Regions from separate parts of the Homo sapiens genome. Here region 1 is linked to region 2. The links are chromatin loops, found by intact Hi-C in ENCODE. Cell type or tissue: heart left ventricle. All regions are shown on one strand.

The links. Peaks named below come from ENCODE experiments on the same cell type or tissue, not always from the same donor. Only the 100,000 strongest peaks of a DNase experiment are listed, where the experiment ranks them.
Region 1: it touches region 2 in a loop (4-fold over the local background); 14 of 110 quality-filtered maps call a loop at or near these places.

The regions. Positions count from the first base shown.
Region 1 is chr19:29,844,335-29,846,834 of GRCh38, forward strand. No RefSeq gene overlaps it. Among named protein-coding and RNA genes, the nearest start is that of CCNE1, 34 kb to the left of the region's middle. RefSeq lists silencers at 1-35, 66-835. In heart left ventricle, a CTCF peak has its summit at 966; DNase peaks (open chromatin) are centred at 157, 767 and 1,366; H3K4me3 peaks cover 1,786 bases; H3K27ac peaks cover 852 bases.
Region 2 is chr19:29,609,549-29,612,048 of GRCh38, forward strand. POP4 (POP4 ribonuclease P/MRP subunit) reads left to right here. Exons shown (of 7, transcript NM_006627.3): 3 at 861-1,084; 4 at 2,314-2,391. Among named protein-coding and RNA genes, the nearest start is that of POP4, 4.5 kb to the left of the region's middle. RefSeq lists an enhancer at 346-857. In heart left ventricle, a CTCF peak has its summit at 1,209 (motif pointing right); DNase peaks (open chromatin) are centred at 860 and 1,223.

The sequences.
Region 1 (2,500 bases), 230 kb after region 2:
GCCAACGCGGACCCCGGCCTGCGCCCACGCCTCACCGGCTCCCCAGGGCCTGGGACCGGCACAGCCCGGGCTCAAGGGCTGGGACTGCCGCCCCGCCCTAGAGCTCAGGCTGCGCTCCACGTGCGCCGTGTTTACCCACGTGATGCGCTGCCCCGCCCCGCCCCGCCCCGCGTCTCCCCGCCCCGCGTCTCCCGCGCCGCGCGTCTGCAGCCTGGCCAAGGCGGATGCTGGGGGTTGGGGGCCCGAGCGCGGCCTCACGTCGCCCGGACGCCCCCCGCCCCACCCGGGAGACTGGAGCGAGCCACGGCCTCCCTGGGCGGGCTTGGCCCAGCCACTCCGCTGTGTCCGCGCTGCCAGGGCGCGGGAGCACTTCCGGGCGCGCGCCGCGGGAGGGGCAGGGCCGAAGAGGTGGGGGCGGGGCCGAAGAGTTAGGGGCGGGGCCGGAGAGGTAGGGGCGGGGCCGGAGAGGTAGGGGCGGGGCCGGAGAGGTAGGGGCGGGGCCGCCCCTTGCGGGGGGGTTCTGAGCGGCCCGCACCGCAAAAGGCGGTGTCAGGGCGGTGAGGGGCGGGGCCTGGCAATGCACAGGGGCTCTTAGGGGCCCGCACTGCGGGAGGGGCAGGGCCAGGGCGGTTGGTGGACTGGGCCTGGCTGTACGTAGGTGCTCTGAGAAGCCCCCGGCGAGAGGGGCGGGGCCAGAGCAACAGTGGGCGGGGACAGGCTGTGCGTCGGAGCTCCGCGGGGCCTGCGGCGGGGTGGGTGGGGCCAGGGCGGCGGTGGGCGGGCCGTGCTGTGCGTAGGGGCGCTGAGAGGCCCGCAATGTGAGAGGGGCGGGGCCGGAACAGCGGTGGACGGGGTCTGTAGTTCAACTGTGCCGTGGCGTCTTCTTCGCGGCGAGATCTGAGTGCCTCGCAGCAGCCGAAGGCGGGTTTGCAGGTTGCGTTGCGCTGGCCCTGCCCTCGGCAGGCAGAACGGGATAGAGCGCGGACAGGCGCCGTCACTCCCAGATTCCTCTGCGTCCATGGCAGAGCCACTCCTCCTTGGTACTCCTTCCTTGACCCACCGGGGCCCCCTTCCTGCTGTCTCTGCCCCTCTAGCTGCTGCCTCCAGGGGCTTAGGTCTCGGCCCCTTTGGCTTCTGGGCTGCCCCTGGCAGATCTCGTCCATCCTAGGTTTTAACGCCTACCTGCATGCGGATGATCCTGATAGTTCTAACAGTAGCTAAACTGTTTTCCACGTGCTTTCTGAACATTGATGCTGTTTGGACCCCTGACAGCCACATTTTTACGCCCCCGCGCAGCCCGCTGCTCTGAGCTCCGTATTCCCCGCCGGCCGGGTGTTCCACGGCCCTTCTGAGTCAACGTGTGTGCAGTGAAGTCCTTCTTCCTTCTCGTTTCACCCTGGGTCTCCTCCTCAGGGAGTGGCATCACGGTCTGCTCAGTGGCAGGCAAGCCCCAGATAGCGCTTCCGTCTTGACTCCTCACTCTCCTCCCTCTGATCTGTCCCAGAATCCCATCAGTTCTTCCTCCACCCCACCCGACCCACAATTCTCTGCTACACTTGTCTCCACGGCCCTGGTCTGAAACACATGATGCTTCACCTGGACTCGTAGGCGACCGATCTTTCTGCCTCTTGGCTTACTACTCTTAAGTCTCGCCTTCACGGGCAGTCGCAGGGATCTTTCTCAAGATCTAATTTCTAATGATTGCATTTTTCTTCTTTAAGCAGTAGGCTGAAAGCCAAAGCTCTCCATCTTTTTACAACTCAAAAAAAAAAAAACAAGGGTGCCCTCTGTCTGGCCTTGCCACTGTTCAACCTGGTACTTGCAAGTCTTGTCCAGTGCAATGGGATGAGAAAAGTGAGTGATAGAAGGATCGGAAGCAAAATGAAAGCACTGTTATTGTCAAGTGATGATCATCGACATAGAAAACAAGAATCAACAGAAAAATTAACCTAATGAGAGAGTTGCACAAAGGTAGTTTAAGGTCAGAATAGGGCCAGGTGTGGAGGCTCACGCCTGTAATCCCAACACTGTGGGAGGCTGAGGCAGGAGGATTGCATGAGGCCAGGAGTTCAAGACCAGCCTGGGCAACATAGTGAGACCCTCTTCTTTTTTTTTTTTCTTTTTTTTGAGACGGAGTCTTGCTCTGTCACGCAGGCTGGAGTGCAGTGGCACAATCTCAGCTCACTGCAAGCTCTGCCTCCCGGGTTCACACCATTCTCCTGCCTCAGCCTCCCGAGTTGCTGGGGCTACAGGCACCCGCCACCATGCCCAGCTAATTTTTTGTATTTTTAGTAGAGGCGGGGTTTCACCATGTTAGCCAGGATGGTGTCGATATCCTGACCTCGTGATCCGCCCACCTCGGCCTCCCATAGTGCTGGGATTACACGCGTGAGCCACCGCGCCCGGCCAACCCTCTTCTATTAAAGATCAGAGGCTGGGTGCGGTGGCTCACACCTGTAATCCCAGCACTTTGGGAGGCCAAGGAGGGCGGACCACTTGA
Region 2 (2,500 bases):
GGGCAGTGGCATTGCCACCAAATGAGGAATCCGTTATTGGAACTCCAACCTGAGAGGTAGTGAGCTTGGAGGGTTTCTTTGTTTGTTTGTTTGTTTGTTTGTTTGTTTGAGAATTGCACACAATTACGACAGTCATTTTTCCCAGAAGTCCTCTCTAAGAGCCTGTGCTCATTCATGGTAAGTTGACGCCCTGCTCTCAGTGACACCCTTCAGAGAGAGCGAGCCTGGGGCCTGAGATGCTCTCGACGGTACCTTCCTCCAAGTGATGGTCTGCGGGGCGGGAGCGGACCTTTTGGAGAGTGGCCACACCATGCCCACAGAGCTGGAAACCCGGTTAAGGAGTATTGTCCTAAGGGCACAGTGTCAGGGTCCCTGCGCCCTGAGGCTTGGCCGACCCTGGAGCCCTAGTTTTGCTGTTTTCTGTAGTGTTAGGATCACTTCCTCCATAGCTTAGTGCTACTCTGAGCTCACTTTCATCTGGTCATGCCTGGTTGAATATATTTGTTATACATTTCTCAAGCTTTCTCTTCTGCCAAGGATGAGAGAATTCTTCTTCAAGATAGAAAGGTTTTGGTCCTTTCAGAATAACCTCAGAAAAGCAGGGCCAGAGCAGGAAGTGAGCGTTTGACACGCTGTTGTGTGTGACAAACGGTCATGAATTGGTGTGTGAGTGTGACTTACATCTCGGCAGCTGTGGGTAGCAGATGCATGGCGGATGAGCAGGTTGAGAGCCTCAGTAGGTAAAGGGATGGGCCCCATTTGCTCTTGCAGTAGCTGCCGGGAATGGCGGGCGGGATGCCTGGGATCCTGGGCTGCCCAGACCGGAGCAGTGAGCGCCGCACCCCCTTGTCCGCCTGCAGCCTTCAGGAGCACAGCGGGCCGAGGCCTTCGTGAGGGCCTTCCTGAAGCGCAGCACGCCCCGCATGAGCCCGCAGGCCCGCGAGGACCAGCTGCAGCGCAAGGCGGTGGTCCTGGAGTACTTCACCCGCCACAAGCGCAAGGAGAAGAAGAAGAAAGCCAAAGGCCTCTCTGCCAGGCAAAGGAGGGAGCTGCGGCTCTTTGACATTAAACCAGAGCAGCAGAGGTAACCCGAGCTCCCCACGTCTTTCTGCCCGCGGTGCTTACCCTTCTTGGTGTGTGAACTTGGCTGAGTGGCTGGGGAGGCAGCCTGGCTCCACCTAAGCTAAGGGGGCCTCTCTGTCGTCTGCCACAAGAGGGCAGCCTTCCTTTACCAATCTGGGCTGTGTTCAGCGAGGCGGGTGAGACAGGACTCATTGTCTGGCCTCTCTCCTCACCTTCAGGAGTAAGACCCGTGCAAGTACATCTGTTGCCCATGGCAACAGGCTGTTTGTCCTTCGGCTTTGTTAGACAGAAAAGAGGAACTGATATGTTTTTAGTGTGTATTACTTTGTAGCTTTTGATAGAGCCAGACAGTCACCCACTCGGGTTTCATTGCCAAAGCAAGATGTTGCCCACACGTTTCAGAAGTTTCCAAAAGGAATGCATCACTGTCCTGTCCTGTGGGAGGATGTCTTCCTCCAGCCGACCCGCCATCCCTCCTTGGTGACGGGTCTGAGTGTGGGTGTCTTGGGGCTGTCTGTAGGCTTTTGCTTGGAGATCAACGGCCAAATAGCCTCCCACGCTCCAGAAGACGCTTAAAGTATGCCATGCTGTTCCCGGCCCCACTCAGGAGATCAGCTGGGCCTCAGGTGGAGAAGGGGCTGCTGCCTCCCAGGGTTTGCCTCCCGGGTGGAGCCCAGGTTGGGTTTGAGCTTAAGGTCCTCATTTCTCTAACCTAAGGCTTTGTGGTAACGGATTCCCCACAGGATATCAAGACTGGAGATAATGGCCCAGAAGAACGCTGTTGGGGTCCTTGCCCCTGCTCCCCGCTTCTTCTCCCCACCACTTGCTTGCCCACCTTCCAGACCAGCCTGCTGCCTCACATGAGGACCTGCGTGACAACCAGCAACCCCTGCTTTACTGGGGGCTTACTAGGTTCAATTTCACGTAACAGAAAACCTCAAAATAACAGTAGCTTCAACAAGACTCACGTTTATTTCTCTCTCATGAAAAGAAGTCCAGGTGGACACCGCCCTGGGCTGGTGTGGTCCTACCAATGAGGAAACTGAGGTTAGAGAGGTGTAGGTTCTTGGTCTCGGTTATCAGCTCAATTGCTCATCGTCGGATTTGCACATAGTTCCTAATGATCCCAGGTTGCAGTTGTTGGCATCAAGTCAAGCTCTGTGCTATTTGGACATTGTCATCCCAAGCTCATGTTGTCTAACTTTTTCCCTGTTTCTGACTTTGCTGCAGATACAGCCTTTTCCTCCCTCTCCATGAACTCTGGAAACAGTACATCAGGGACCTGTGCAGTGGGCTCAAGCCAGACACGTAAGTTGCATTCCTGAAGCTTTGCTCTTTGGGGTGGATCTCAAGCCTCTGATCATTGTAAATGCGGCTTCAGGAACCAGCGTTGGTATTGCCTGGCTGCAGACGGTTA